Linked DNA regions of Mus musculus: all the other regions are linked to region 4. The links are chromatin loops, found by intact Hi-C in ENCODE. Cell type or tissue: gastrocnemius. All regions are shown on one strand.

Region 1 (5,000 bases), 330 kb after region 4:
TTTGTCACAATAATGGAAAAATAACTAACATACATCTTTGAGAAAAAAAACCTGTGTGGGGACCATCTATCATGTAAAGTCTATATGCCTCTTAAATCAGCTGGGCACATGTGGCTGTAGGACACACACACCATGCAGGCTCTCACACAGTACCTGACATTCCTGCCCTAGGAATATTAGGGTCAAAAGTAGCCCCCTGATCCACAGAACAGTTTTCCTACGTTGCTTCAGCTTGAGTTCTGTTGAGGGTGTGACAGAAAGGTTGGTGTTTGAGCAGTGCCGTGAGCAGCATTAAGATGTTAGTACCATGTGTCATGAGACTTGAGCTTGACTGTAACCTCTTCTGATTGGCTGGTCAGTAGTCAGTAGGGATAATGGGAGCTTCCTAGAGACCCAGAAGGTTCTCTGCCCTGCTGGAGCAGTGGGTGAACACTTTCCTCAGCATTTAAGGCCTGTTAGCAAAGAAGGCTTTTATCTTTGTTCACTTTTAAAAAGTCTGATTGGGTTTACACGAAAAAAAATGTCTATTAAATTGAATGTCTAGTAAATTTAAAAGTTGGGGTCAATTAAACTAAGTTTGAGTTAAGTATGTGGCTCAAAACTGAGCATTGGCTTAAAAGTGAACCTGGTTTAAGTTCCAGTTAGAATAGTGGCCTTGCTGTTACTGTATTTGTTTTTGTTTTGTTAGAAAATTTTGTCTGTGTGTCTTATTTTTCTGTGACTATGATAAAGCACCATGGCCAAGGCAGTTTATAGAAGAGTTCCTATATTTCTTTTCTTTTAAAACAGAATTTCCTGTTCCTACTGCAGGCACTTTTATACCAAGAGGCACACAACAGTAGCCTCCTCTGCAAAAGGTTTATCTTCTGGTTATTCTCAACACAATATTTTGTGCTCTCTGTCACAGAATTGGGGGACTCATGGTTTCAAAGGGTGAGCCCACGACCATCATGGCAGGGAGCATGGGAACAGGCAGGAGGCCTGGCACCCGCACAGTAGCTGCATGGGCACATCCTGAGAATGATGTGTGCTTTTGAAACCTCAAAGCCTGCCCCTAGTGGTACACTTCCTAACCCTTCCCAAACAGTTCCACCAACTGGGGACCAAGTATTCCAGTATGTGAGCCTATGCCAGCATATTCTCATTGGAGCCACCACACTGTGGTTATCTTATTCTAAACTGTCCTGTGGTGATATGGATTGCATCTGCCGAAGATCTCTTCTCGGCATTCTCCCTCTACCTTGGCAGAGTCTTGGATATGGTAGTGAGTTACTACGTGCAGATAGCTGACTTTACCCAGTGTAAAGTCAGCTCTTCCAGAAGGCTTGTTATTATGGTCTGAATTCTACACTCAGTGGTGTCTTCTCACTGGACAGTACAGGCCCAGCCCTTGTGGAACCAAGGAGGGAGATTCTTGTGACAGATACCGTGTGTGGTCAAAGAAAGGAAAGAAGCAAAGCTCCGAGTGCCTGGGTCATAAACGGTCACTGACAGTGTTCTGTGGTAATGGGCTGAGGAACACAGATCTGGTTAGTTCTTTCTGCCCTAGCAACATGACCTCAAGATGTCGTGACACACACAGGACCAGCAGCATTGTTCTGGGGTGTCTTTGGGAATCTGGCCATTATTTGCAATCTGTATCTCTTTAAATTTCAGGTTTGCATGTCTTTTTGACTATAACAGGATACTCGCTTTACTTCTAGTTACTAAGGGAAAATACAGAGAGACTCTTCATCAATGACCTACTCCATGCTCCTGAGTTGGGTGTCTCTGAGCAGAGCTAGTTGTTTAGGGCTGTTTCTTGGAATGGATGATTATAAAATGATTGCACTATTATTTTTAAAAATGTCACCATGTTTGCTTTCCAAAGGTGATTAAAGCAGGTAAAAAGTTAACCTGATGCCAGTTGCCTAGTGACCCATTGAGGGTGCATTACCTGTGGACACCACCACCATACCTTTAAGAACTCTCTGACTGACCCTACTTATTCACAGATGTTATTCTAGCAGCCCTAGAGTCCATGAATATGTGGACTATACAATGGGGCTTTCCTAGAATGGCTGGGAGTAGTCTCTTGGAATGAAGCTTAGTACAAAGTGTTATAACCTGATTTTCCCATAAAGGATAGAAAAATGTTACTGTTCTGAAGTTATTATAAGAACTGGAGCTGGGTTCAGTGGCTCAGTGCCATTGGCTGAGAGGAGCTTAGATCCTGACTTATGTTAGATTTATCTATATATTGACTGCTATCAACAAGGGTGGCCAAGTGAGGATGCAATTTTGAGACTTGGGTTTGGTCCCTTGTCCCATCCATCCAGCTAGGTTGTAACTTGCTGATAACTTCCTCTGACTTTCAGCTGTCCTCCGTGAGACACTGTCCTCTTTAGGGGATGTCTTTCAGAAACAGACTCAAGATAAAACTGTGGAAGTACACATGCCAACCTCATATCAAACTTTCAGAGTGTTTTCACACTCCTTGTCATTTCGTCTTCATTGTGGGGCAATACTGCTGCCCCGTGGAAGCATGGGGAAGGCAGCAAGCAAAGTGTGTGGTGCTTCTGTGAGGATAGACCAAGCCAGGCAGCTGGCCTGCCCATCTTCCCTTCCTGCTGTGTCACCTCATACTCTGCTGAAGCATGCTGCCAGCTCAGGGCAGAGATCCACTTTAGAGGCCATTTTAGTGGCTGTTTGAAATATAAACCAGAGAGCCAGGAGTCTCTGCTGGCCTTCTCTGACCGCCCCCTGCACCCACTGTTGCTAGACACAGTGTTAAGCTTTCTGCAAGTGGCCTTTCTGTGGGGAAGGTAGCCATTGTAGGGTCTGGGCAGGCCTGGGCAGTCTTTCAGTGTTCTCTCAGTCTCTTTCTCTAAGCTGTTATGGGGAATTCCTGTACCCTCTCCAGTTAATCTGCCATACACCCGGCTGCAAATGACCTTTGCCCCATGAATCTTCTTAGTAACTGATTTTCTCAGGAGAGCTCTGGAAAGTTTACATAAACAGGGACATAAAGTTTACATAAACAGACAGTGCCACCTGCTCAGTCTGCCCAGTAAATCTTTGTTGCACACAACCACAGTTGTGACTGGACAGCTCTGAGAAGTCTTGAGGCTCTAACCTCTTCTGGCTTACTTCTATAGCATTAGGGAAGCTAGACTAGGAAGGCTCACTCGGCAGGTTGTGGAGGTATAGCATAGGTGAGAACAGAGCTATAACCTCTGTCCTAGGGGCTGGGGCTAGGTTAGGTCAGCCCCAGGGTGTCTGTGTAGGTATGGTAGCCTGAGAATTTGCCTGGGTCTTCCAGGATAGCCCCACAGGACAGGGACCAGCACCTCTTTTATTATGCCCATGGTATGAATAAGTTGGTGGCCCTGTTTATTTTGCTCATGCTTATGTTTTATTGAAAGTAATCTGAGTGGCTCAATGCCTGGGCCACACAGGTTTGACTGTTGGGGTGGAAACAATTATACAATTGCTGTCACTTTTCCATCACATTCTTGATATGATGTGACTTGAATTTCCCATGCTGAGTAAGTGGCATATTGTGATTCTGATTGGAACAAACTCAGAGCAGTTTACAGTCCCACCCCCTCAGTCTACCCAGTGCTGTAGTTGACTGTGGAAGCTGGTGATAGACAGTCTTGGGAAGAAATCCAACCAGGGAGCTGTAAGGCCTGTGGTTAGAGGGGAGTACAAGAAGGCCTTCTGTGTGCAGCTTGGGCACTTCTAGAAGCATGAACCTTGCAATGTGTGTGTCAGGATTAGCTGTGGCTGCACTAACCTCCTGGCAGCACTATATGTAGTTCATGAAGGTTGGCTTAAGCTCCTCTTTTGAGTGCTCATCCAGCATCAGAGAGATTGGACATATCTCTGGGTACATCTATTTGTCTTCCATAAAGTCTTGCTGGAGATGACATGAGGCAGCATATGAAGTGCACACACTCCATGTGTGAAGTGGAACCATCTTCACACGTGTTTACTGAAACCACATTTGTGTACATTCATATGCGCACATGCTTGGACCTCACAGCTAGTTCATATATTCAAGCATATGCTGAAGGATTAGCTGTTTTCCCATGTGGGCATCATCGAAACTGCTTAGGAGCCAGTCCACCTAAGGTAAAAACTTTATTAGGCTGCCTCTTTGCTTTAGTTTCCTCTTTTAAACTGTTCTTTCTTAGTCAGGGATCTCTAAAGGAACAGAGCTGATATGGTGGAGATAAATATTTTACACACACACACACACACACACACACACTAAAGGAGGTTTAGTAGACTGGCTTACAGGCTTTGGTCTGGTAGTCTCATGAGGGAGAGGCTAAGAATACAGTAATTGCTCAATCTCTGAGGATAGATGTCTCAGTAAGCCCAGTCTGGCACAGAAGTCCTGATCTTCAATCTGTGTTGGAATCCCAAAGAAGTAAGCTATAAATACCAGCCAAGGAATGAATGTATCAGTAACAAGGCAGATGAATTTGCCATTGAGAGTGAAGGCAAGCAAACAAAAGCAAACTTTTCCTTCTTCTATCTCCTTTATATGTGCTGCCACCCTAAGGTGTGGCCCAGATTTAGGGTGGCTCTTTCTACTTCAAATAATCTGATTAAGAAATCCCTCACAAATCTAGGCATGTTGGTACACACCTTTAACCCTGCACTCAGCAGGAAGAGGGATCTCTGCGTTTTAGGCCAGCCAGGCCTATACACCCTGTCTCAAAAAAAAGAAGAAAAAGAGAAAAGAAAATGCCTCACAGGGGGGCCCAGCAGCCTGGGGTTTCAGTAGCTTCCAGTTATAGTCAGTTGGTAATCAAGGTAGCAATTTAGCATCACAAGTTCCTTCTAAGGCTGTAGGATTCAGGTCTAAGTGAAAAGCATGCCAAAGGTCCCAAGCCTCTGTTGGTTTCCTGTCATGGCTGTATTCTGTGCTGTGACCTACACAGTCTTGGGTAGCTGGACGTTCAGTTCTAGACTGTCTCCATACTTAATCATTGATCACTCACTCTGAG
Region 2 (5,000 bases), 230 kb after region 4:
CATTGTGGTGCTCAGGCTGCCCCAGATCTGACTCATAGCAGTTCTTGTTCTGACGCCACTGGCAGGTCCCCAGAACCTAAGGCCCCTCTTCATGCTGACTCAGTACAGTGTTCCAGTCCTGGGGTTGCTGTTCCTTTATGAGGCCTCAAAGTTGTTTTTGATGTGTGTGTGTGTGTGTGTGTGTGTGTGTGTGTGTGTGTGTGTGTGAGTATACCCCGTGTATGGGGTGGATACACTAGAAGTTGACATCTGGTGTCTTCCTCTGTTGCTCTCCATTTTGAAACAAGGCTTCTCACTGAACCTCAAACTCTTCCTTTAGGCTACACTGGCTGACAGTGGAACCTTAGCGACCCTCTTTTGCCTTTCTACTGCTAGGATCATGGTTGCTCACCACCATGCCCAGTGTTTGTGTGGTGCTAGATACCTGAATTGAGGTCATCAGGTTTAACATGGTGAGCACTTTGTCTGCTGAGCCATCTCCCCAGCCCCTTGGAAACAGCTTTTAGAAACATGCTTCAAGTGCTATGGCCCAGCATACAACTGGGGCTCAACTAAAGAGGTAATTGAATGCAGCTCTATTTTGGGTTCTTGTATGTAAATCCCTTATGCTTGTACCTGTACCTCCAGTTCCACTCAGCATTGTGGTGGCCCCGGGCTGTCTTGTCTCTTCAGAGTTGATATTTCCATGGACAGTAAAGTACTTAGCACCCAGAATGTAAAAAATGATTTGTTCATTTGTTCAACTTTAGAATATTAAAATAACAACAACAACAAAACATGTCTCTGTTTTTTTTTTTTTTGTTTGTTTGAAAAAGAAACTCAGTGACCAGAACTCAGCATCCTTCGAAGGCATAGGACCAAACCTTGTGTCCAGCGTGCTTCAGAGAGCCCACTTCTGTGTGAAACATGGCTCGATCCACGTGTCTATGTTTCATTTCAACTTCTCTCTTCATACTGGTTCTCATTTGTTGGTCTTCCTTTGTGCATATGGAGCTGACTATGTTCCGTGTGGCAGTGAGCTTTGGAGATTCTCTCCTGCTCACCCTGACCTTGGGGTAGCTTGTGTGATAGAGCAGGAGTACACATTCCCTCTGCATCATGCAAGGATGTTCACAGGCATCGTCACTGACTCCTGACATCTACTGGGCTCTGGATGCCTGCTTGTTTGAAGCTCTTTAACAGTTGACTCTATCAACTAGGTACCCTATAAAGGGAATATGGCAGTATGCCCACTGGGACTTTACTGTGGGAGTAGCCATATGTATGACCTTATAGGGGTTGTGTTGTCTGAGTTACTGTAGGGAAGTGATTTATGTAAAAAAGTTAATATGTATATAAGTAATTTTGTTACAATTTCCAAAATTTCATGCATAGAGAGAGTACTATTTTATAGTCCTACTAGCTGGGTCTGGCATGGTAGGTGGTTCCTATAGGCATACTGTGCTAGCAGATTATCTCTTCTTACTTGCTGTCTGGATAAATCCAGAGCCTCTCTTCCTTCCCAAAGGCTGTTTTTCTGTTGGCATGTTGGACTTGGTTCCAGGCTTTTCCAGAGTTCGTCATAGGAGGGACCATGACTACTAGCTACACATTTACCCATGGTTCCCCTCTTTACCTGCTGCTTTCGACACTTTATTGCACTCATTTACCACATAAGCCTTCTCAGAGTCGCACCCACTGTGCACTTTCTGCACCTGTACTGGGATCTCCGGTGGGAAGCAGCTTCTGTGTAGCCATCGGGGTTCCTCCTTGTCCCTTGTGCTGTGTGGTGAGTATGTATCATACCCTGCCTGTTGAGAGGTTGCTCTTGGGTGTGGTGGTGTTTTGGTCTAATTTTATCCTAACCCAGATCACCCTCCTGTTGTCCCAATGCTGTTTATTTACAGGTCCCTGTTGTATCATGCTACTGTCACCCTTGCTGGAATCTGTCCTTTTACCTGGCTGTGTCTGGTCATTGTGCCAGCACCATGCTGCCTCAGGTATAACATTCTCAAAATGTACATTTCTGTCCAAAATCTTTCTTTTTGGAATACTAGTTATGTTGTATATTTTTCTCTGGCCTCTCCCCAACCCCCCACCCCCACCCCACCCCATTCCCACTGTGCCTTTGGGAGGTTTATTTTAAATAGGAGTATATGTGTTTCTATGTGGGGGTATGTGCATATTTGAGTGCAGATGGAGTCTAGAAGAGAACATTGGATCCCTTGGAACTGGAATTACAGGTGTGAGCTGCCTGATATGGGTGCTGAGACCCAAGCTTTAGTTTCTGCAAGTCCTCTCTGAATTACTTCTGTAGTGCTTTTCACTGTTGAACAAATCTCCCTTCAGCTCTAGCTACTTCATTATTTAATTCGTTCATTTAGTTTAAAATTTCAAGGATTATAATTATTTTTACTTTATACAGCTCTTTTTTTGGTGTTTTAGAGACAGGGTTTCTCTGTGTAGAACTCACTCTGAAGACCAGGCTGGCCTCGAACTCAGAAATCCACCTGCCTCTGCTTCCCAAGTGCTCGGATTAAAGGTGTGTGCCACCACTGCCTGGCTTACAGCTCATTTTTAAATATATAACCACTACTAATATTGGTATTTGTTAGGCACAGTTAAAAAATGAGCTTACACACACACACACACACACACACACACACACACACACAATGATTAGTACATATAATCTCATTTAATTCTTCATGTCCCTCCAGGAAAGGTTGGTTGTCATATTCCCTTTTGGCAGATGAGAAACTGAGGCATAGGGAGTTTGGGAGCTCTCTGGGGCCTGCACAGCTGTTAAGTAGTAACAGGACTGTCTAATAACCTGCTACTGCTTTCCTGGTCCAGTACCTCCTTATGGCTTATTATGATGATTTTTATTCTTAGAACTTTCTGTGGACAGTGTATGTGTTGCTGACACAGTCCTCCAGGGGGATTCTGGCATGTTTATACTTGAGTAGTGGCTAAGACACTGCTTAGAACACACCTCAGAGTACATGAACCGAGGATGTCTGTCAGGGCTCACCAGCTGTTCACAGCAAGACGATCTGTGGCTCTGAGCCTTCAAGGGCACCTTCTCTCTGGATATGCTCCATTCAAGCCAGTGGCAGACTTATGTTTGGCCTTGTCCCCAGATTTGCCTTGCTTTGAACTCCTGTCTCCTGTGACATTCTTTTGTGGCCTGCCGAACACATCTTTGCAGGTGATATGGTCATGCTGGCAGGAACAGGGTCCTCTTTCAGGCTTTGCTTTGTCCTCAGTTGGCCGTTGTATGGAGCATTAGCTCTGCTGGAAGCTCTGATGTGACTGAGCAGAGAGCTGGAATAACCTGGGTGCTGAGAGGAGCTGGGGATTAGCCTGGCCATGCTTGTTAATGCTGGGGACAGCCAGGTGATTCCCAGGTGGACTGCCAGATTGCATGTGGCTCATTGAAGGGCCGTAGGTATAGTCCCTACAACTTGGAGTTTCAAGCCTGAGTTCAGTTCCAAGAAAAACTGTTCTTGAATTATACGTATCTCGGGGTCCTTGCCCCAGCTTCTCAGTTCTGAGACAATAAGATCAGTTCCTGGTTACCTCAGAGACATCCCATCTAGTTCTTTTTTTCAAGGACTTTTCTTGTTCTCCATATAGAGCACATTTAAACTATGGAATGAATCCATGTAGAAGCCAGCTTGGTAGAGAGAGACAGGGACAGAGGAGAGCTTCCTTATCCAGTCACCACCCCACTTTTGGGTTCCCCAAAGGTATTTGGGCAGAGATCAAAGGAGGACTTCCCTCAGCCTTCTTCTGGGATAGTCTTCCTTGTAAGCTGCTCCAGGCCACTGTCTCCAGCTTCTTTTCCTCCCGGCCTCCCTACAGCAAGCACAGTGGTAGCCTGCCTATAGGCTGTCAGTGGGGCTTACAAGTGGAGCTGGAGCTTGTGACTTCCAGCTCCTGTAGTTGAGGAAGCCTAAAGGGCAGGGGTCCTGCCTGGGTCACCGGGATCCTGCTGGTCCTGAGCCTGTGACCACTGTCCTAGACTGTTGAAGCCTCTGTTTTGCAGCTTGTGTCCAGCTATGGGATAGAGCTCTGCTCACTCTCCTTTTTTCTGTGCTTGTTCTGGTGAGTGCTCTGGGGTTTTGGCACAACAATCATCAACTTCCCCCTTAGGGCGCCATGCCTGTTTCTGAGTTAGTGTCCATTTTCATAAAGACCAGTGTGAAAGTTTTCACTAGTTGGATAATCAAAGAAAAGAGTGGTTTGTCTTTCCTCTGCAGCATAGAACAGATGATGACAAAGAGCCAAGTCCGACAGCATTCATGCTTGAAAGTGCCATGGTAGAAACTTTACCCCTCGCCATACACCCCATAAATAGCACACAGGGTTGTGTTTAGGATGTAGGGCAATGGGAAGTTTTTGCTTGGATTTTACTGATGACTTGACTCATCAGATGGTTAAGGGGGGAAAGAACACATATGAAAGTGTACCTGCATGTGTGCCTGAGTGAACCTTCTGGGTGCCATGTGGGAACTTACCCTGGTGAGCCTGCTCTGGAAAGGTGGGTTGTACTGTCACCTCTGGCTCTGTGTGATGGAGATAAACAGTGGGCAGATGACCTCCCTTTTGTCTGGCCCTCAGGGTCTGGGGCCCTGGCACTGAAACTCTGGCACTAGTGCTGAGTGCCCCTCTAAGAAGAGAGTCCTGAGATCCCATCCTTGCTTAGGTGGCATTGCTGCTCTGCCCCTTGGTTGGGCATGGGACATATGGCCATTTTCAATGGTGATGCTGTCATGTGACATGGAGGCTCATCAGCTGTAGACTCGTTAAGGGGTGAGGGTTTTTTTTTTTTTTTTTTTTTTTTTTTAGCTTTCCCACAAAGGTCTAATGCCTGAGTGAACTCTAGAACTCTAGCTCTGTGAACAGGCCTCTATTCTTTGGGGGCTAAACTAGGGGCCTGAGAGTCCAGTATGAAATGCAAGGAAGAAGAAATGAGAGGCAAGAGACAGATAGGCTGTTCTCTGTTACGGTGGGAC
Region 3 (5,000 bases), 240 kb after region 4:
GTACATACCTGTGGTACTAATAGATAGATTGTGACTTCGATTAGGTAGCATGGCCCTGTCTCCTCTCACATTTATCCTTCCTCCCCTTGCCCCTGAAATGGCTGGAGATGCCTCTCAATGGTGGCATGCTTGCTCTTTAGCCTCAAAGCCTTGGCTTCCACCCCCAGAACCAGAGTAAAACAAAGCCCAAGCAACTATGAAGGTATAGAAAGAAACCCTTTGCTTCCTTCACCAAGGCCCTGGCTTAGTTTTCTGTCCAGCCTGGGCCAGCCTGTGTGGTGTATCACTGTCCCACACCACATGAAGCATGCCTGTCACAGGCTGCTTGCTCTCCTCTACCCTTAACATTCATTCGTGCCTCTGCTTTCCTCCTCCTCTTCCTCCTCCTCTTCGCTCCCCCTTTTCCCCTCCCCTACCCCTCCCTCTTCTTCCTCCCCGTCTCCCCCCATGGCCACCTCCTGCCTGCCCTGGTAGCTAAGTAGTGTCCTGATTGCTATCATCCTGTCCCTGCTTCCAGACAACTCTGCCCACAAAGTAGATAGGATTGCTTATATATCTTCTTTTGCAAGTTGTTCTTCCAAAAACTGACATTACCCATTCCCCTATAATGATGAGATGGGCCTCATGTTGCTCCTCCCTCTAGGTCCTCTGGCTTGAAGTGTCACCCTCTTCTGAAGGGGAGGTACCTGTGTGGTGAACTTGGTCCTCCATGTCCTCTTGGATAATAGCATGAAGGGTACTTGTATTTGGACATCAGTGTTGCCTGACCTACAGTACTTGGCGTGCTTGCCAAAGTGTGTTGTTTTATTTGAGAATTAGCAGCTCCTGTAGGATGATTGGGAGACAGGCTGGTGATGAGGAAGGGTGGCCTGGCTCCCTCTATAGACATTTCTGTGGGTGGTTTGCTATATTTTTTCTTATGGCATTTGAAGTCTTCTCTCAGTGTTTACCCCCAGCAGGTGCTTATTAGTAAATGCCCATTGCCTTGGTTTCCACCAGGAAGGAAGAAAGGAGGGCAGGTTTGCTGCCTCTGGGGTCTTCAAGCCAACCACTTAGAGTGTTCATGGAGCATAGGCCAGTATCTCAGTGTGGGCCTTGAGTGGATCCAGAGAGAAGACAAATAGAACAACCTGGGCAGCAGCTACAAGACACCAGAAGGCCTGAGTTCTCCCTGCTCCTCAGTTCCTCGGGGTAGCCAGGGTCTGGCCTTCCTGCTTCTCTGGAGTCCCGCCTTGTGTCTTCACTCCTTGGGCTCGACTGTGCCATGTTTATTAATCTTTGGGTTGGGCACTTTATTTCTAAAAGTGAGTTTTCTGCAAGATGCTTAAAATTCTTCACTAACATTGGGAAAGGATCAGGTCTTAGCCAAACTTCTGGAAAGGGAATCTCCATCATTCTAAGGACAGCTACTATATCGAAATCCTGGGACCCTAAAGTTCAAAAGTCAGCTGGCCTCTGCTATTTCAAGGAATCCAAATTCCATAGATCTCAGTCCCTTCATAGGCCTCTGTTGGGGGTGGGGTTGGAGGCTCTGGGTTCCTTCAACCCCCAGGCTAGTAGCTATTCCTGGTATATTACTGTAGGGATGTTTGGTTGCATGTTCTTTAAAGTAAGGCTACATACATCTAATGGGGCTTATTGTTTATTGTGATGTGATAATTTAAAGTTACTGACTTCGTGCCTGCCAGAGAGCTGGAATGAACTTGCCTGTGGGGTGCTGTTGGGTACCTTTCCCATGTGGGGTTTGGTCCCTTGTAGGCTTTTTTTTTTTTTTTTAAAACAAACAAACAAAAAACAGTTAAAGGTTTTTGTGAAAGATGGCCTCACTGGCTGTCTTCTATTCTGCCTTCCTCCTCTAAAAGGAGAAAAAACAGAGAGAGAAATAAAATTTTCTTTCTTTGGTCCAATGGCTGTGCCTGTGATCACTGGTCACTGGACCTGACTTCACTCATTACTTTGTTTGAATCCCCAGATAGACTTTGATTTGCTTTTCTGGAATAAAGATAGGTGATTTTAAATAAAGTTTTGGTAGGTCTCTGTTTCCAGGCTCTATGCCTGTCCGCTGTGGTACAAGGCTCTTGTAGTGCATCTGGGTCACTGCCCCCAGTCCATCAGATTCTTGGATTCTCTTGGCCCCTGCCTCAAGGACGTCTGTGTTTATGGGGTTGCTATTCTCTCTCAGAAGCTCTCAAAAGCCTTTGCGTCACATGTCCAGCAAACAACAAATGCTGGCCAGAGGTTGTGTTCTCACCCAGAGCACTGTGCCAGAGAACTCTGCTTTCTTTGGAGCCAGGACTGGATGAACCTGGACCTCAATGCCTGTGGGCCAGACCAAAGACAGCACTTGGTGCTCCTCGACAGGCAGTGCACAGGGTCACCTGAACTGTTGACACTCTTATACTGCACCCAGGTTCCCAGCCACCAGGGGCCAGACCTGTCTCTGTGTCCCCACTTCTTTCAGAGAGCTGAAGTTCCAATCCCTCCCACCCCCAGCCAGGCTTTTGCCCCAACAGCAGTGTCCTACCCTGATCTGCTGCCAGGCTGCAGACAAAAGCCTGATCAGTAGTCATGAACTCTTGCGAACAAACATTCCTTCTTCTGGGAGGGCAAGGCCTACTAACTCTTTTGAGTCTCACCCTTTCTCTAGAAGGTGCTAGTGGACATTTAAGATCTTCCTTGATATCTTCCAACTGGGGACGTCGAGTAACCAGATGAAAAGCACCCACACAGATAGCTCTAGTACACCCACTGCCAAAAAGGGCTACGAAGCAGAGATTACCCTAAATTAGGAAGATGATTGTTGCTGTGTTAATTGTATGCTGTCTTCTAAAGCTGTTTTTGTACTCTAGGCCCTGGCAGCAGGCTGGCTGTGGGTTCTCCCATGAGGTATTACATACTGGCACCCGCACAGCCCCAGTTCAGGGAGGGGAGTATGTGCCTGTTTCCAGAGCCACCCAGCTCCCTAGTCTCTCTTTAGGTGATGAGCTGACCATCTTTCTTTGTATTTTTAGACAGGTTTCATGCTGTTGTGCAGGCTAGCCTTGAACTTTGAACCCTCCTGACAGTAGTTGGGATTGTAGGCATATAATACTGCACAAGGCTTTATTTAACTTTATTAAAATCTCACTCCAGTCTGCTCTGGTCTTCTCAGTGCTCCACCCCCACACAGGTCTTTATCACAGGAGATGCAAACAAACACCCTTCTATTTTAGTGTGCCCGTCGTCAGTGTCACAGCTGTTGTGGCTTGTCTTGTTGGCCAGGAAGGCAGTCCTTGGCCCCGCAGCTGGCCCTGGAAGCTCACACTTGGCCTGGCCAGCCTGGGCCAGTCATGGCAGGCCAGGATGACTTGCAAGTCCGTTCCCTGCCTTGGTTCTTGGCTTTCTCACAAAACTCCCAGGTCCTTGTGTTGGTGATCCTTGTGTTCCATTGCACAAGGCCCAGGGAGCCTGTGCAGCTGAGTCCTTTGTTAGTAGTATAGGTTTCTGTTTGAGAGTTACCCCGGGACATGCAGACATCCTGTGGGACATACATGATAAAGTGGGGTGGGCACCCACTTCTGAGCAGCTCTTTCCTTTCAGTTTTCTTGCTGTCTAGATTATTTATTCTGCCAATCATATTGTATAAAGCTTTTCAAATTGAGAACCTTAATTTGTAATTGATGGGACTCAGAATCCCTTGTCTGTCTAAAACTCTGTTGGAAATCTCAGAGATCTCCCCCTCCTCTTGTTATACACAGAAAGAAATGTCCTTCAGCAATGAAAATAGATGTGCCTTGGTTTGTGGGGTCCCTGTGTCATTGGCACTGGCTGTCCCCATGGTCAGCTTTTTGGGAAGGCTTCTCTTCCCCACGTGAGGATTTAACTGAGCATGGAACCATGTAAGAGTAATAATACAGGAAATAATAGCTCATATTTGGAAAAGAAATAACAAATTTATTAAAAACTATTAGTATATTCTTAGGTTTTAATTTAAAAAGTGGATTTTTCTCTGATTACTGTCAAGCATGGTTTTAAAGACATTATTTAGTACAAGAAAGATTATATACAAAAATGCTTCTTAAATTGTACTGTGGCTGAGCCAAAACTTAACATTTTTCCTTTGGTGGTTTATCTTTTATATTTTATTAAGAAACAAAACAGCAGTGAAGCTTCTACCTAGGCTATAGATTGCTAGCCCTTGATTCTCCAGTAGCGTTGGAAGTTCTGTCTTCGTTGGAGTGAGTCTTTGGAGCAGGGATGGTCTTCATCCCCCTTCCCATGTTCCCTTGATGTCGGAGCTTTTGTCCTTCCCCTGAGCAGCTGCACTGTCATGTGTCAGGGTCATGCTGTTGGTGTCCAGCTTTGCTCATTCACAGTGTTCCTGTCCTGGTCCCAGGGGCACTTCTCTTGTTCATAGGCTCCTTGGCATGGGCTCCAGCCTCTTAGGGGAACTTTCCTGTTACCACCCTGTCACCACACCAGCTCCTCCATAGTGGTGACATCTCTGAGAGCAAGTTCCTTTCAAAGTCAAAATGAAAACTTTGTTTGTTATACATATATTCAATATATATGGATTTATTTGGTTGAGAACTGACCTGTTCACAGTATATTTACTTGCCTAGTTTGTTGTCAGGTCTCTTGTAACTTTTTGTATTAATGGGTTTGCTTGCTTGCTTGTTTATGTGTGTAAGTGTGTGGTGTGCCACAGTTACATGTGTCCATAAGAGGAAACCCTCAGTCACGTGTGGATTTTGGGGCTTGAATTCAGGTTGCCATGCTTGGAGGCAAACCGCTTTACCTCATAATCAGGTCTTTTATATTTACCACCCACATATGCCCTGGTCCTTCAGATTGGGTTCAGGACTTTGTACTTCTATGTCTTTTAGTTGGTTTTTATACTTTTTTTTCCTATAAAGATCTTATATTGAATTTAATAATTTGTAAATTGTAGCTACCTTTTCTGTTAAAGATGATCCTTTTTTAAGAAACTTAAAATTTAGTATGTGAGTGTTGTGTGTGTT
Region 4 (5,000 bases):
GGAAACACCCCCACAGATGTACCCAGAAGAATGCCTTCTAGGTGATTCTAAAGCAATCAAGTAGACAATGAAGATTAGCCTTTATCGTGATCAGGCATGGCGATCATAAGACCTGCAATGTCTTTGTCTCATCATGTCAGTAGCCCTGACTAAGAAAAGCTAGTACCCTAAAGCCTGTCCTGGTCTCTGTTCAACCTGACACAGAGTCTCCCATAGCTGTCAACGGGATGAATCGTCCTAATTAACAACAGGGGAAGAGGCTTGCACATGCTCTGTGGAGCTGAGTTCCACGTGTGATGTGTTGACTGAAGTGAGTGCCCTTAGCCCCCAGTAGCATCCTTCAAGAGCGGTGGCTCTCAGCCTTCCTGGTGCTGTAACCCTTTAATACAGTTCCTTGTGTTATTATTTCCTTGCTACTTCATAAGTGTAATTTTGCTACTTTTAAATGACTCATAATGTAAATATCTGATATGCAACCCCACAAAGGGGTCAAGACCTCCAGGTTGAGAACTGCTGCTCAAGAACTCGGAACTTACTCTGTACTCGCTGGGGACCAGGCCCTGCTCAGTTTCTCACACTGGTGATGAGGAGCTGAGAAGTGGGGCTGCCTTTCACTTTGCAACCCCGAGGAAGGGGCAGCCCACTTTCACAAGCTGACTGTTGGTGTCTCATAGGCTGTGTGGACCAGTGACACTCGCCTTGAACATCTGGCATGTGGACAGCAGGGGGGATGGGCAGAGTGAAGGCTTCTAAGCCACGTCTTGCCTGAAACTTGGATTCTGCCCCATCAAACCTGTGTGGTTGTGCTTTCTCTCAGTGTGGGGAGGGGCCCAGCTCCAGGCAGAGAGAAGAGGCATGGCTTTGCAGTGAGAGCAAGATGAGGAAGTAGAGGCAGGTTCAAATACCCAGAAGAAGGTAGGGAGGGCCAGTTCCAAAGCACCATGTGACCTGTGGGACCCAGTGACCTGTATTCCAGCCACAGTCTGATACTTAACCAGACCTGAGTGACCATCAGTCCTGACCCAGAATGGTGACTATCAGCCCTCCATTAGAGTTAACTGGGATGATGGGGAGTCCCATATCTTATCCAAGGAAGGAGGTATCCTTCACTCATGGTAATAGGGGTAAGGAGCTTGGAGGGCTTCTGTTAGGCATTCCCAGCAGATCTGCTCGGTTCCTGGCTTGTTCAAGACTCATAGGTCTGGCAGTTCCCATACAGTATCTGTTGGGCTGGGGACATCACTACAACAGAAGAAGACTAGCTGTCTCTGGGTCCTGGCCCCCCAGCAGCCAGGCAGGCACTAGCCCTGGGCCTCAGTGGGAAGGAAAAGTCCCTTTATCACTCTCCAGCATTTAGTTTGCCTGGATCCTCCTCCCCTAGCTAATTCCTCCACTGCTTCTAGCACACAATCTAGCCTCCAACTCCATTCTCTGCCTCAGGGGTCCTAGACCCTCTATGATCTCTGCCCACAGCCTGGGCTCTAAAGCTTGTACCATGGAGCACTGTAGCTTCTGCAGCCTCAACTCCTATCTACGTGCCCTACTCCACCCCAAATCCTCAACTCCCAACTACAGACTGAACCAGGTAGTTTGGGGTGATCAGGAGTGGGTGGAGCCCTCCTGAAAGCCTCAAGGTTGGCTGTGCAGAGGGGAGCGGCTCTTCTCATAGGCATCTGCAATTGCCTTAGTGCCCCAGGAACAAGGAGGGTGGAGCAAGAGAGAAAGGGCTGGAAATCCAGACATCTGAGGAACTGGAGAGAAGGGTGAGCCTCAGAGTCTACCAGTTTCTTTGCAAGTTGGGGTAGGTTGGCTTTCAGGGTCCTGAGGCTATTTCCACCAAGAGAGTCATGTTAGAGTGCTGCAGCCCTTGGGAACGGAGAATGGTATATGACCCCGATATCTCAGGCTGTCTTTAGAAATGAGAGCTGGAGAGCAGAAGGCTACATGTGAAGAGGGGCACTGGGCAGCCCAGGTATGGCAGGAACACACCGGCCAGGATGAGAGGTAGCCCAGCTTCCTGCTCACTGTGTGCGTGGGGCACATTAACTTCTCTGGACCAGGTCTCCAGAGGTGCACTCCAAGGGAGGCAGGGAAATGGGAGAGACAACAGTGCTCACCCACAGTCCTCACCAAGCTTGGCAGCTATGTGAGCCGGTGCTGGCATGTCCAGTAGGCAGATGGATTACAGTGGAGCTCAGTTTACTGAGTGAGGTCAGCCACTCCAGCTGTCACCCACGCCTTTGGAACTGGAGCTGCCATGAAGATGTTCTGGCAGGAAAGAGACCTATCTTGTCTCCCAACACCCAGGCTGGGCCCTCACACCTGCAGGTTGGTGACAGATTTAGCATCTGCCCTGGCACCCTCTCTCCCTCCTCTGCATTCTCTCCCCCACCTTGGTCTGCATCCTGAACATCATGGGACCAGCCCCTTGTTCTTGCCAACTGGCTGTTGTGCATGGCAGTGACCCAGCCCCAAGAAGACATTCCTGATATATTTGCTATAGAGCTTTCTGGCTGGGCAGAGGTAAGAGAGATAAAAGGCTTACATTTGAAGAGCTGGAGGTGGGAGACTGAAAGCGCATTCGAGAAGTAAGAAGACGGTCTCAGAAGGTTCTGTGTGGGCCATGGAGAGAGGGCATGAGAACCAAGAACCAAAGGCTATATTGCCCAAGAGCTGGCATCAGTCATAGGGTGGGTATCTTATGACAACACTCCAAAGGGCCAGCTGTTTCTTGCAGGAAGCGGATGGCAGCTAGGGTTCTCAGGAAAACAGCCTGCCGATGTTCAAAGTGCAAATGAGAGACATAATCAGACATAGACTCAGCCACTGTGCTTGAGGGGAGGAAACCAAGTGGGGTTAGAACAACCTGGTCTGAGGATACTGAGCCAAGGGCAGGAGAGGACAGGGCCACCATGAGGACAGGGGACACGCTTTAGGGGAATGCACTGCACTGAAGGGGACAACAGTGGTAAGCAGACAGGAATGGGTGCCAGTTCCGCTTATGAGGAGCCCTGGTAGAGAGCAGGGCTGGGTGGTGCCACCAAGGCCAAGCGTGGGTGACAGCTGGGAAGCAGGGACCCTTTCCCCCAAGCCCTGGCCACTAAGCTGCTTCTCCATTAGCATTCAGCAACCACGGATCCGATTCCTGAGGTCAGTCCCAAGGTGAGTTTGTTTTTATTTTGAATAGAGTAGCAAAGAGGAGCTTACTGGTCGACCACACTCACACTATGTCCCCACTTGAGGGCCAGGTCTCTGATATAAGACCCACTATCCAGCCCAGAGCAACTCAAAGCCCCAGCCCTTTCCTGAGCTTAGGACCTTCCAATTGCTTTCCTGGTCACTGTCTCCTGGTCATACAGAGGCCTTCTGTGTCTGTCTCACTGACATGAATGAGTCCGGGAAGTACAGCCACAGGCTATGGTTACAGTTTTTCTAGTTCTTACCCTGCATCAAATCAGATTTTAAATTCAAGCCAGTCTTCAGTAAAAGCCACTTAGATGACAGCAGCCCCTGGCCCTATGGGGGAGTAGCTGTCTTGATGCCTTGGTGACACCTTCAGATTGTGTCCTCTCTTGGTGCCTAAAAACATTACCACAGTGCTGGCTGACACGACGTGTGTGGGGTAAGACTTGAAAGGGCCTTAGTGTGTCACCTAAACCTGCCCTTCTCCGTTCCTGTCACCTCGCAAGTAGCAAGTACATTTTCAGAGACTGGGGAGCTCACCGCAGATTCAAGGATACAGAGACAAGGGGACATTTCTACAGGCGAGATGGAGAGGCTCACACAAGCTGTTTTGAAACAGCCATTTCTTCCACTGAGACTTAAAACAGGAGTGTTCAAGGATCAATAACAAGGTGGCGCCCGTCCAAACTCGGGCAGGCCACGGCTGGGTGGATGCCCTTGCAAAAGTATTTTCTGAGTAAGGTTGCTCTGGTCTGTGCAAGGCTGTGGTCTGGCAGGGCGTTCCAGGCCATTCCTAGATCAAGCACAAATGTGAGCTCACCTCCTTTAAGTACGCTTGGCTTTGTTTACTATTTGCTTTTTGTGTGTTCTAACCTGGGAAACCCCATTGATCCTATCAGTATCTCCAAGTGCAGGTTCTGAGTGGATTTCATCTTGGTCAGCATGTGGACACAGAGGAATGACAGCGAGATGGTGAGCCTCACACTGGCATGGGCACATCTGCACAGGCTGTCCCTTGGGTATGTCCTTTCCGTGTGTGTCTATGTTGGGCCCTGTGGGGAGCGGGAGGAGGTTTTCTCTGAGATGGCGACTGCACAGCATCTCTCTGGAGGAAGAGAGGATCCTTTTGAGAGAGCAAGAAGTCAAAGCACAGAACTGGGAAGAAATTGCTCAGGACACTGGGCCAATAACTGTCACTTACCTGACCCAGGTTCTCAGGACTGCTCTGCAGTAACCCACAGATGATAGCCATGGGCCCAGAAGCAACCTGAGGAGAGGAGTCTGCTTAGAGCCTTCCCAGACAGTAGGCCATTCTAGCCTAGGGCAGGTGAGGTCCTTAGCCTACTCCCTTTGCACACTCATCTGGGTCTCTTTCTATCTGTCTTCTGCCCAGAGGACCCCGTGTTCTGTGGCTAAACTAGCTTTTGACCTAACATCTTCTCCTTGCTGGTCCCTCAGTCTGGATCGCAGCAGGTTTTCCTTCCTGACTGCCTTTGTGGTCCAGTTTGTGTTTTCCTGAATAACTGCTCCTTCTCACAGCTCCCTGCCATGCCAGGTCACAGAAGCCTCAGCCTTCTTCTCCGGAGAGCAGGCCTGTGGTAAGGCAATTTCATCCTGCTTGGGATAGCTGCAGATGCTTTCTGTCTCTCCCCATTTCCCAGGCCTTGCTACTGGTTGGTTGCATGGGTCAATAGGCAACCAGACACAGATTCTAGTCCTGGATCTGCCTCTGAGACTAGGCAGCTCCTGTGACCACCCTGACCCCAACTTCCTCAGAGCCTCTTGTGTTGGCTGATGTTGGCTGGTGTTGCCACGAG

Evidence for each region. Peaks named below come from ENCODE experiments on the same cell type or tissue, not always from the same donor. Only the 100,000 strongest peaks of a DNase experiment are listed, where the experiment ranks them.
Region 1: a loop joins it to region 4, with 4 times the contacts of the local background. A loop is called at or near these places in 3 of 42 quality-filtered maps.
Region 2: a loop joins it to region 4, with 4 times the contacts of the local background. A loop is called at or near these places in 3 of 42 quality-filtered maps.
Region 3: a loop joins it to region 4, with 4 times the contacts of the local background. A loop is called at or near these places in 4 of 42 quality-filtered maps.

Annotation. Positions count from the first base shown.
Region 1 is chr1:92,014,050-92,019,049 of GRCm38, reverse strand. All of the region lies in intron 4 of Hdac4 (histone deacetylase 4), which reads left to right. Among named protein-coding and RNA genes, the nearest start is that of Gm46242, 140 kb to the right of the region's middle. In gastrocnemius, a CTCF peak has its summit at 2,514; a DNase peak (open chromatin) is centred at 2,591; H3K4me3 peaks cover 1,130 bases; H3K27ac peaks cover 4,119 bases.
Region 2 is chr1:92,114,450-92,119,449 of GRCm38, reverse strand. All of the region lies in intron 2 of Hdac4 (histone deacetylase 4), which reads left to right. Among named protein-coding and RNA genes, the nearest start is that of Hdac4, 63 kb to the left of the region's middle. In gastrocnemius, a CTCF peak has its summit at 2,900; no DNase peak of the experiment used is centred here; H3K27ac peaks cover 4,616 bases.
Region 3 is chr1:92,097,987-92,102,986 of GRCm38, reverse strand. All of the region lies in intron 2 of Hdac4 (histone deacetylase 4), which reads left to right. Among named protein-coding and RNA genes, the nearest start is that of Hdac4, 80 kb to the left of the region's middle. In gastrocnemius, a CTCF peak has its summit at 2,408 (motif pointing right); DNase peaks (open chromatin) are centred at 2,445 and 3,314; H3K4me3 peaks cover 1,066 bases; H3K27ac peaks cover 5,000 bases.
Region 4 is chr1:92,341,225-92,346,224 of GRCm38, reverse strand. No RefSeq gene overlaps it. Among named protein-coding and RNA genes, the nearest start is that of Gm35992, 36 kb to the left of the region's middle. In gastrocnemius, a CTCF peak has its summit at 2,750; a DNase peak (open chromatin) is centred at 2,221; H3K4me3 peaks cover 1,241 bases; H3K27ac peaks cover 4,520 bases.